Regions from separate parts of the Homo sapiens genome. Here all the other regions are linked to region 2. A link is a loop called in an ENCODE intact Hi-C map of the cell type or tissue named here. Cell type or tissue: endothelial cell of umbilical vein. All regions are shown on one strand.

Evidence for each region. Peaks named below come from ENCODE experiments on the same cell type or tissue, not always from the same donor. Only the 100,000 strongest peaks of a DNase experiment are listed, where the experiment ranks them.
Region 1: it touches region 2 in a loop (11-fold over the local background); 1 of 110 quality-filtered maps calls a loop at or near these places.
Region 3: it touches region 2 in a loop (7-fold over the local background); 1 of 110 quality-filtered maps calls a loop at or near these places.

The regions. Positions count from the first base shown.
Region 1 is chr1:39,390,049-39,394,048 of GRCh38, reverse strand. The region is part of intron 58 of MACF1 (microtubule actin crosslinking factor 1); the gene reads right to left. Among named protein-coding and RNA genes, the nearest start is that of BMP8A, 100 kb to the left of the region's middle. In endothelial cell of umbilical vein, no CTCF peak of the experiment used is centred here; DNase peaks (open chromatin) are centred at 673, 1,018 and 1,808; H3K27ac peaks cover 2,750 bases.
Region 2 is chr1:39,130,857-39,134,856 of GRCh38, reverse strand. It overlaps a transcript of MACF1 not described here. Among named protein-coding and RNA genes, the nearest start is that of MACF1, 72 kb to the left of the region's middle. RefSeq lists enhancers at 193-960, 1,446-1,740. In endothelial cell of umbilical vein, a CTCF peak has its summit at 1,576; DNase peaks (open chromatin) are centred at 1,726 and 2,206; H3K27ac peaks cover 3,887 bases.
Region 3 is chr1:39,316,900-39,320,899 of GRCh38, reverse strand. MACF1 (microtubule actin crosslinking factor 1) reads right to left here. Exons shown (of 101, transcript NM_001394062.1): 29 at 3,493-3,686; 30 at 2,285-2,447; 31 at 1,153-1,236. Among named protein-coding and RNA genes, the nearest start is that of MACF1, 110 kb to the right of the region's middle. In endothelial cell of umbilical vein, no CTCF peak of the experiment used is centred here; a DNase peak (open chromatin) is centred at 2,399; H3K27ac peaks cover 2,513 bases.

The DNA.
Region 1 (4,000 bases), 260 kb before region 2:
GGAAAAGACCAACTGGTTTGGGTGCTTTATATGCACCACTGGGTGAAGTGAACCACTATGAGAAACTCGCAGACCCTAAAGAGGTCTGTCAGTCAATTTTTCCCATTGTTCGTTCGTTCGTTCTTTCTTTCTCTTTCTTTCTTTTCTTTCCTTCCTTCCTTTCTTTTCTTTCTCTCTTTCTTTCTCTCTCTCTCTCTCTCTCCCTCCCTCCCTCTCTCTCTGTCTTTCTTTCTTTTTTTTTTGAGACAGGGTCTCACTCTGTTACACGCTGGACTGCGGTGGCATGGACGCAGCTCACTGCAGCGTCAACGTCCTAGGATCAAGTGATCCTCCTGCGTCAGCCTCCTGTGTAAGCTGGGACCACAGCATGTGCCGTCATGCCTAGCTAATTTATTTATTTTTTATAGAAGGGCCGCCTCATTTTGTTGCCCAGGCTGGTCTCGAACTCCTGGGCTCAAGTGATCTGCCCACATCAGCCTCCCAGAATGCTATGATTATAGGTGTGAGCCACTGTGCCTGGCCCCATTGTTCATTTTATCACTGAGAGGTAGAATGCCAAGTCTGAAGCATGACCCAAATACACAACAATATAAATACATATGAAAAACAAGTGAATGAAGGTGCATCCAGGTTTCTTGATAATGCTCACCAGTATGATGCCCAAACCATCAAATACTTTCTGAGTGAGAAGTCACATGGTTCTTGCGGGGAGCAGGGGGCAAAGGAGGGGTTGGTTTAAGATTCAGAATGATCTCAGTTCAAGTAAAACCTACGTAGGGAATTTCAAAATGAGGAAAATCTCTTGTTATCATCAGAGACTTAACATATATATATATATATATATATATATATTTTTTTTTTTTTTTTACCCTTCCCAGGAAGGTCACTCTAGGGGAATTCTTTGGCTCAAGTTTCAGTGATAAAAACGTCCTTCCTTTCTTGTTAGCCTCCTGTTAGACACATACAATTCCTTTTCCTCAATAACCAGACTCCCTTGTTCAGGAAAACGGAATTTCCTGAAGAGATTTGCCAAAGTCTTTTCTTTCCAGCTTTCTGAAAACAAGCTCAATCCTCTCATTAGTGATTTCTAGAATGGCTTCTTCCTTTCTACTTCCAACAGAGAGCTGAACCTGGTAAAGATCCTAACTCAGGAAGCCTGAGATCTCTGCCTGGTTTGAGTGGAAAGGAACTCTCTTCCACTCCCATGTGATAGAATCTGGTCTGCCAGTGAGGACCTACTAATCATTCAGAAGCAACTGAGGGAAAGCCTTTCCTAGGAATAATGTATTTTAGTATTCCACATTCATTTAAGGAAGAAATAATTTTCCCCACAGACTGCAGATCCATGGATCTATCAGCAAGACTGTACAGTCCCAAGTAAGACTGGGGGGTTCTTCACAGGCCTAACTCATCTGTCTATTCTAGCTCCCATGGAGTTAGCTGGGTTAAAGCAGAGTTTCCGTCTCCCAGATTCATATCCTCTTCTCTTGTGCAGATTCTGTGCTAAAAGTATGATTCCATTAAAAAAAGAGCTGAAAACTTACAGCTAATGCTGTTTTTAAAAATATTTATCTTCATCTTTGTTTTTACCTTATTAAAAATAATTTGAATCTGAAAACAGAGTCATACTTTATAAATCTGGTCTGCTGCTGGAGTAAGGAAAGATTAATCTATGGCTGGACTATAATACATTAACCCAGGAACTCCACACTCAAATCATGAAAATGACTCAGTCCTCAGAATGGGTCCAAAAAGACCTTCCCTTTATGCGGCCTCCTGGGGACTATGGAACTGACACACAGAATTTTTCTCCTCTCATTGTTTTCACTTCCGATGAGCTCAGCATGAGTTCAGCCAAGAATATGCTCCTCCCCTCCTGACCAAAGATTTTTGCTGGGAGAAGGCAAAAACTCTTTCCAAAGCTTTTGACTTCCCTACAAGGTGGACAGGTGGAACAGGGCTTTTGATTTGCATCCCCAACTTGAGGGTGGATACTGATCATTTTATGGTAACTACCTACTGACTTGACAATGGACTACACACAGGACACTCCACCACCCTTCTCCCTTCTCCCACTCTTCTTCCAGGCTTGCCTTGTCAACACCAGTCCACTGTTGATGAACACACTCTGCAAGAGCCCAGCCGATCAGTGTCCAGTCCCAGCCTTCACATCCAGAGTATCTGAGGTGGAAGGCTTATTTTTAGAAATCAGTGAAACGAATTTGGCTATGACAAGCAACTAAGTGCTATTGAACTCTGAGCACTATTAGGCAACATACTAGGATAGAAATAAGATAAAGTAATGCCCAGTAATTTTTTGAAATCTTCCAGCAACATCAAAAGTCAGAATGTCTCTAGAAACCAAGGATTAAATGAAAAGGAAAAGATGACTTGTCCTCAAATCCAAACACTATTTATGCCTGCATGTGGACTCTTTTGTACATTTTAGCTCATATCTAATGCAATTTTAACAGGCCTGTTTATCTCATTTTCTAGCTCAGTGAAGATTAGAAGGGAGGAATAGACTACACAGACCAAATGACAGCAGTGAAAAGTGATAGCAGTAGGAAATAATAACCAATATCATGGTGGTGGGCAGAAATCCCAAAATTACCTCCTCCTCTCCACACACACATGCACAGCCAATCCAACCAGTATAATACTATAGAGGCCCTAAACAATAACTTCAATATAGAAATCAAAGTGCACAGTAATTTGGGAATACTTAATACAAAGCAGCTCCAAATGTGTCTCACATCCTTGAGAATATCACCATAGTATAGACAGTACAACCATTTAAATAATGTTAACCTGCACTCATTAAAAAAAACTTATGCATAATACATATTTAGAAAATTAGGCAAATTGAGTTTAAAATAATTCCTATATAAACCAGAACCTGGTTAGATGAAACTATTTTGTGTGTTTTTTTTTTTTTGAGAAGGAGTCTCACTCTGTCACCCAGGCTGGAGTGCAGTGGCGCCATCTTGGCTCACTGCAAGCTCCACCTCCTGGGTTCATGCCATTCTCCTGTCTCAGCCTCCCGAGTAGCTGGGACTACAGGCGCCTGCCACCATACCCAGCTAATTTTTTGTATTTTTTTTTAGTAGAGACAGGGTTTCACCGTGTTAGCCAGGATGGTCTCGATCTCCTGACCTCGTGATCCACCCGCCTCGGCCTCCCAAAGTGCTGGGATTACAGGCGTGAGCCACCGCACCCGGCTGATAAAACAAAACTATTTTGGAGCCTAAAGGGATAAGTTTCAGTTTTCTAAAAATTTCATTGAGTTGGTTAGATGGTTAATTCTAAATAGCCTGGATGCAAGTAAATTGGATAACTGAAGCATACCTGTAGAAGAAAGTCTCTGCTTTTGAGACACTTATAACAAAAGAGGAAAGAAAAATGTGCAAGCTGAAACAGGGAAGGCCACACTACCACTAGAAAGGAAGTTTCTAAGAGGAATGCACTGCTTCACGGGTTTACGTTTTCTCTACCTACCCTTTCCTTATCTGGGTGCCTCAAGAAACCCAAATACGATGACTCCTCTTGCTCAAAATTGTACTATCTCCAAACATGGTAAGAAGGCCTTCAGCCAATGTCCCACTTTAGTGCTGAATTTCTCCCAAGCTCCTAGAGGGGCCCTTCTGAAACAGCCACATTTTTGCACTTGGATCCTGTCTACAAAACTGTGACGTCTCTAGGACTACGTGGCTCTGAGCTGGTGTCAACATTACCTCTGCATCCATGTTTTTAAGATAAATAACGCTGGCAAGCAGGGTCTCTGAGATCACAATTTTACTTTAATGGCAGGAGTGTTAACTGTGTAAGCAGGAATAATTAACTCTAGTGATGGAAACAAAGTGCTGAAAGTATCCTTTCCAAATCTATTCCATGTACAGTGGCAGAGTGAGAGACTTTTACGTATTTACCACAAGGAAAACTCTAGGGGCAACAGGTTAATATAGTGAGAACCAAGATCCAACAGATGTGCTCCTAACCC
Region 2 (4,000 bases):
TCAAGTGAATGTACTTGATGCCACTATATTTACCCTTACAGATGGCTAAAATGCTAAATGTTATATTAGTGTATTTTATCATAAAAAAATCAAGCGTATTGTTATTATGACTCCTACTAATAAAAAACAAGCTACAATTACATACTATGTGCCAACCAATGTGTTTTACGTATATTAACTCATTTAACCTTTACAAAAACCCTGCAAGATGGTTATCACCACCAATATTTTACAAATGGGGAATTAGGAAAAGCACACAGTTGAAAGGGGTTACATGACTGTTTAAGACCACAGAGCCAGTAAGACCCAAAGCCAGGGTTCCTTTCCACTGTAAGATGCTGCTTTCTACCCTAGAGGGAAAATGTATCTGATACAACAAAATAAAAGAAAACTGAAAACCCCTGGAGCAAGAAGGCACATGGTCAACAACAGAGGTAAAAGGAAGAATGTACTGTTAAATGTTAGAGGCATGCTCCCTGATTCCACTTATTCTTGTTAAGACTGTTCTTCTGGCCGGGTGCGGTAGCTCATGCCTGTAATCCCAGCACTTTGGGAGGCCGAGGTGGGCGGATCACGAGGTCAGGAGATCGAAACCATCCTGGCTAACACAGTGAAACCCCGTCTCTACTAAAAATACAAAAAAAAAAAATTAGCCGGGCGTGGTGGCGGGCGCCTGTAGTCCCAGCTACTCGGGAGGCTGAGGCAAGAGAATGGCATGAACCCGGGAGGCGGAGCTTGCAGTGAGCTGAGATCCCGCCACTGCACTCTAGCCTGGCGGACAGAGCGAGACCCCATCTCAAAAAAAAAAAAAAAAAAAAAAAAGACTGTTCTTCTGATGATAATATCTAAGAACTTTAAATGCAGCAAATACCTGGCCACGCAAATCCCTAGCAAACTAGGAAAAGCTGTTCGTAGTATTCACAAAACCCAAAAATGAAACTTCTCATAACCTACCTACCATGCAATTCCCTATTTTGTAAGAATTTTTCTGGACTTCTTCAAGGTCAAGAAGAAACCTAATAATTTATTTAAGAAAAAGCAACTCTAGAAAAAATGAATAAGTTCTGGAGATGTATTGTACAGCAAACAATGTATCGTACTTGAAAATTCTGGAAGTAGTAAATCTTAAATATTCTCATCACACAAAACTATGTGAAGTGACAGATGTTAACTAGCTTGATTTAATCATTCCACAATGTTTACATATATCAAAACATCACATTGTACACCATAAAGATATACAATTTTTATATATCAATTATACCTTTATAAAGTTGGGAAAAATAAAAACAGACAGGAAGAAGGAGGAGGAGGAGGAGGAGAAAGGATGAGGAGGAGGACGAGGAAGGAGAAAAGAGAAGAAAAGAAAATCTTATAGTTAAACACACACAACTATAGTAAGAGTCTGTTACAAAATTAAACCCCAGGCCCTCAAACACTAAGCAAAGCTTCACTACAAACAAAAGGGATCACAATGACTGCCTCCCCACTGATCTCTCTTCCAGGTCTCTGCTCTCACTCCAGATGGATCAGGAACAGGCCAGACTGGACGGGTAGCTCTTGGCTAGGAAAACAAGTGGCTGTGCAGGTCCACAGGCGGCGCTGCTTGTTAGCAACCAGCTCCCACCACACCCCATACCCCCAGCCCCAGGGTGGAAGCAGCCAAGTCGGCTAGTGAGGACAGAGGACAGGAAATCTGGACAGCCAGATTCCTGTCCCAGTCTGTGTCACTCAGTCAGGGATCAAGGGGCATCCAGCCAGGTTCCATTCCAAGGGTGGTGTCACTTCCCCCAGGGACTAATAGTTGCTCTCCAGCGGATTTAGGCACAAAAAGGGCTGAGTAGCGGATGTGGCAAGAGCAGAATCCACAGCATGCAGAGCTCCATGAGGGACCGAGCTTTTCTAACCTATGGGGGAGAAGGGGCTCTACCAGTGCAGGTCAAGTAGACACAGCCCAGGAAAGGGATTCGAAACAATCTTCTTAGAGCCTGTGTCTCTCCCATGGGAACAAAACAGCTTGGGTTCATGTATGTGCTTTGAATTCCTCAAATGAAAGCCATTCTGCTGAAAACAAAAGCCTCCTTCCTTCCCACCCCCCACACATCAAATGTTTTATAGTCATCAAGTGTCTCCTGGTACTCAGAAAATATGCTATCAAACAGGAAATGAAAAAAAATATCCATTTCTTCCAGAAGGAAGGGGGAGGAATCACATCACATCCCTGTAGAGACAGGAAATCAGCTGATCAGGATCCAAGCCATGCTCTAGGAAATGACTACTCCGTTTTCAATACAGGGGGCTGTGCAGTTCCTCTTAGGCTTCAGTCACTCCCTAGGTAAGAATTTCCAAGCAGGGCCATCCTGTTATGGAGTGTTGGATATTTACCAGTTAAATGTAGGAAATAAAGGCACTCCAATGCCTAATGCCAACCGAAAGCACAGCTCCTCAAACTTCCTACTTTTTACTGATGGATACAGGGAAAAGAGCCAAAAAAGTAATGCTTGCACAACACCCAGAGAAACCACAGGGACCTTTTCCAACAGCTACAGGTGACCCCAATATTTAAAGTCTGCATCCACCCAACCTGAGGTTGTGACTGGGTGTAGGTACAAACCAGAGGCTGAGAATTTTCTTGTTTGCCAACAGCAATTATCATAATAATAGCTTTACATTTCCACAGTGCAGGGCTAGGAGGGACTCAATGCTTCCTTTCTCTACCCCCAATCTAATTCTGAGCTCCTTCCTTTACTGAGGGATATCCCTCCATTTGAGGGAAATGGGCAGGTGTCTTTAGTCTCTGCTACAAAGAAGGTCACAGTGCCTTGTCCAAGGTAGTCAGATGGAACACTTCTAAAGGTTCTCCACGTAAAGGAACCGCAAAATAACTGTTACTCTAAAAATTGTTAGGCAAGTTGGGTGCAGTGGCTCATGCCTGTAATTCCACATACTCAGGAGGCTGAGGCAGGAGGATCACTTGAAGGCAGCAGTTCAAGACAAGCCTAGGCAACACTGCAAGACCCCATCTCTAAAAAATAAACAAATAAATAAACAAACAAAAATTTTAAATCCTTAGGAAACAAAAATTCTCTATATCATATCCACAAAAATTCCTTTCTTTATCCATCTCCACTTTCTAATAATGTCTCCCAATTAAATATGCTAAGCATACATCTGTCTGCAGTAAATGTATTTAAAGCTTCCCTCCACTATTCAATGCAACATACATTTATAGACACTTTGAGCTGGACACTGTCCTAAACATCAGAGATACAAAGATAAGTGAGATGTTCTCGCAGCTCTCAAGGTGCTCACAGTCTTATGGAGGGAAAAAAAGGCAAATAACTTGTTATTCAGAGGGATCTGACATCAAAAAGGAAAAACAGGTGCTGGACAAGGTGTCTCACACCTATAATCCAACACTTTGGGAGGCTTAGGTGGGAGGATAGCTTGAGGCCAGGAGTTCAAGACCAGCCTTGGCAACATAGTGAGACCCTGTCTCTACAAAAAAAAAAAAAATAATAAAACTGAGCTGGGCATGATGGCATGTGCCTGTATTCCTAGCTTACTCAGGAGATGGAGGCAGGAGGATCGCTTTAGCCCAGGAGTTCAAGGTTACAGTGAGTTATGATCATGTCACTGCACCCCAGCCTGGGTGAAAGAACAAGACTCTGTCTCTTAAAAAAAAAAAAAAAAAAAAAAAAAAAAGGCCGGGCGCAGTGGCTCACACCTGTAATCCCAGCACTTTGGGAGGCTGAGGTGGGTGGTTCACCTGAGGTCAGGAGTTAGAGACCAGCCTGGCTAACATGGTGAAACCCCGTTTCTACTGGAAATGCAAAAAATTAGCCAGGCATGGTGGCACACGTCTGTAATGCCTGTAATCCCAGCTCCTCGGGAGGCTGAGGCAGGAGAATTGCTTGAACCCGGGAGGCGGAGGTTGCAGTGAGCCGAGATCACACCATTGCACTCCAGCCTTGGGCAACAAGAGCAAACTCCATCTCGA
Region 3 (4,000 bases), 190 kb before region 2:
GTCCCAGGCTCAAGTGAGCCTCCTACCTCAGCCTCTTGAGGAGCTGGGACTACAGGTGCACACCACTACATCCAGCTAATTTAAAATTTTTTTTTTTACAGATGGGATCTTGATATGTTGCCCAGGCTGGTCTCAAACTTCTGGGATCAAGTAACCCTCTTGCCTTGGCCTCCTAAAGTGCAGGGATTACAGGTATAAGCCACCACACCTGGCCTCAAGTCATTTTTCCTTAAAGATATTCTAAGAGAAATAGGGGAGAGCTAAATCATTCACGGCCTTATAAACCATGTAAGAATTTAGAATTTTATTACGACTATGATATGAAGCCATTGGACAGTTTTGAGCAGGAGAGTGACATGATCTTATTTGCTGTATTTCATCTATTCTAAGGTACACATTTTCTCCACATTTTAGTCTTTCAAATTGGAACATATTTTAGAATCAATGGCATGTCACATAACTGGCAGAGTTTCTTCTTTTTTCCTCTTTTTGGCATGCAGAAAATTATGGTGTAGCTTGTAATCAATGGAGTCTAAGATTCAGTGACATGCAATATGTTCTAAAAAGGGGATTTTGGCTACTCTGTGGGAAAATAGCCTGTGGGGGCCAGAGCAGAAGCAAGAGACCAGCTCAGAGGGTACTGTAGTAGTCTAAAGAAGATTCTTCACTGGAATGTGAACTAGGGAAATAGAGGGGAGATAACGGCAGGCAGTCAGATGTGGGACATGTTTGAAGACAAGAGCCAACGGAGAATATAAAGCTTAAGGCAAAGAGAACAGTTTAGGATGACTCCTGGGTTTTTTGCCTCAGCAATTAGAAAAAAATGGCCATACTATTTCCTGAGATAGGAAAGACAAGTAAGAAGCATATTTAAGAAGAAAACTCAAACATTCTGTTTTTGCCATGTTAAGTTTAAAGGGCCTACGGTCACGCAAATGGAGACTCCTCAAATCACAGCCAACGTCTGCTACTTCTCCAAGCAACCCCAAACATGGGGTTGCAGGAAATACACATCTGCTTAACTGAAGGATCAGGCCAGCTTGTAGCATAAGAACTCTGCTTAATTTGTCTAGAAACAGAACCTACAGTGAAGATGTAGGTTTTCCTGAGCTGGTGATGATTCATGTTCTTTTTGGGATGTGGTAAAGTTACCTTTACAATAGTAGAGTACTGCTGGGAAAATTTTTGACATTGATCCAGTTTTGTCTGATTTCTCTCAATTTCTGCAAATAGGGCCTAGGAAGCAAAATATCACAACATTATCATTGCCATTACCACCATTGAAAGAGCTGAACATTTACTATGTTCTAAGGCAGTAGTTTCCAAACCTTAGCTGCATCAGAATTGCTGGAAAGGGTGGTTAAAACACATACTGCTGGGCCTCACCTCCAGAGTTTCTGGTTCAGTGGGTTTGGGTTCACAAATTTGCACTTTTTTGTCTTTTTAATCTTTTGTAGAAACAAGTTCTCGCTTTCTTAACCAGGCTGGTCTCAAATTCCTATCCTCAAGTGATCCCCATGCCTCGGCCTCCCAAAGTGCTGCAATTACAGGCAGAAGCCACTGTGCCCAACCCAAGAACTTGCATTCCTAACATGTCCCCAGGTGATACGGATGCTGCTAGTCTGGGGTCCACACTTTGAGAACCACTATTCTAAGTATTTTACATGTATCACTTCAGTTAATCCTAGCAACGATAATCTCATAAGGTAGGTTAAATAAATAACAAACTATGTCCATTTTACTGATAAGGAAGTAGAACACTGAGAAGCTAAATAACTTCTTCAAAGGCTTATAGTAGGTAAGTGAGCCAGAATTGGAATCCAGGCAATACAACTCCAGATCTCATACTCTTAACCATAATGCTAAACAAAACAAAACAAAACAAAATACCAACAAAAAAAAAATGCTTAAAATAAATCATTTTCAAAAAAAAAAGAATCATTTTCTTCTACTTACAATTTTCCCTTGGTTTTCAAAACCCCATATCTAATCCTAGTAAAATAAAATGTAATATAAAAAAAAACAAAATAAAGATAATTTTAATCTGTCCATCTAGTGGTTTCAATACAGTTACAGAAACTCAGAACTGAAGGTACCTTACAGGTTCTCTAGTCTAAATGCAAAACCAGTATCTTGGGACGATCCTGCTCAAACCACTCAAAGAAAAGGGAATTTGGATATCTTCCATTTGGAGGAAGCTTTAATTGCCAGTACATCATTTTCTTTTATGATAAAGAAAATTTAAATTTCTAACTCTTCTCGCCAGAGCTACTACCACACTCACCGTCTGCTGGCTGAGCTGCTCCGAAAGCACTCTGCTATCCTCTGCCTGGCCTGGCTTCATCATTTCCTGCTGGGCAGTGGTTTCCTCAATCCACTTGATGAGAGTTCCATGGCAGGCTCGGTAATCTCCCAGAACTTCCTGGATACTTTCTAGCTCAGATTGGCTAGAAGAACAAAGGGAAACTGCTATCAGATACCTTGGTACAAATACAATAAAGTAAATGAGGTAATTCCCTCTTTAACCCATGTATCCAGCTGGGCTTGACCACAAACGATCCATCTTTATCTACGGGGAACAGCGATGCAAGGCTGAGTGAGACCTATGCATGTACCAGTGCCCTATGGTCAAAAAAGTGAGTAGAAACCAGTTGTGACCTGCTAGCCCTGGATGCTGCCTTGTGGTCTAGCATCCCACAATAATCCTTGTCAAATTTTTCACCTAGGTTGCCAAGAATTACCAGGGTGACCAATAAGGTAGTATTGGCTGTACAGTTCTATTCCCTGATGACAGAGTACCTGTCAGTACAGCACAGCTATGATTTATGAATCACTATAATTTCTCAAGGAGAGAGGGGAGAGAAGTGAAAAATAGTCATTATTTCCTGCTACTTCCAATAAGTCATATCACTTCTCTAGTCTAACCAGCTTTGTGATAAGACTTCAATTAGAATGAAAACTTATGAGTTGTTAAGCTCCTCTCCCTACAAATTTCCCTAACCAGCTTAGCCTCCAAAAGGTGCAGTTTCTGTCCTTCCTATTTACATCTGTCATTAGAAGCAGGACCTCTAGTAACAGAGATGAAAAATTACTGAATTAGCAAATGAGATGAAAGCAAGAAATTCTGTAAAGCTCCATCATAAAAAATGGCTCATATTTGGATACAAAGCTAATAAAACAAGAACTAGAGTATAGGTTTTGTCCTTGAGAAAAGATCACCAGGGACCTTTCAAGTCTACATTCCAGGAAGCCATTGTCATCAGTGGCTTAACTAGAAAAGACCTGGGACACAGGAGAGGCATTACATCTGCTTTGAGATTGCCGGTCTCACCTTTCTGTCACTTACTTGTCCAGAATTTATGTGGTTTTTAAATTTCCACCCCTCCCTATCCATTTCCACCTTTAAATATAAATGTACAGATATAACTCTGTTTTTGTTTAAGACCTAGTCCCTGAACTCTAATAGGAGAAAAAGGTGGGGCCACCACTCACCGAATCTCGAGCTGGGCAATGACTCGGTGCCAACGCTCCTGCAGCTGGGAGCCTTTTTCCTGATAGCGCTCCAAATCCAGATTTCGCTCTGGTGTCAGACGACTCATCTGCTCTGCCACTACCTTGGCCTTGGCAATTTCCTCATCCAGGACTGAAAACACTGAATTCTTGTCCTTCACATCACTAAGCCAGTGCTGTGGAAACATAAGTACAGAAACAGGTTGTATACTTTCCATGCTAAAAAGGAGTCAGTCTAAGGTGGGAAACAAGGACACGGTCTACAGCTATTTCCACATTGTATATGTGATTGTGCCCTGGAATGTTTGTGCCAGGACTGCCTCCACATGTCATGGTCTCTGCTTTCCTGATACACACTGGGATGCCAAGGACAGGCAGTACTCTATAGAGAAATGTGCATAGAACTTGTGTTTGAAACCTGGCTTCACCACTTATAACATATGAAACCAAAATAAGTCATTTAGCCAGAGTAAGTGTTGGTTTTCTCATC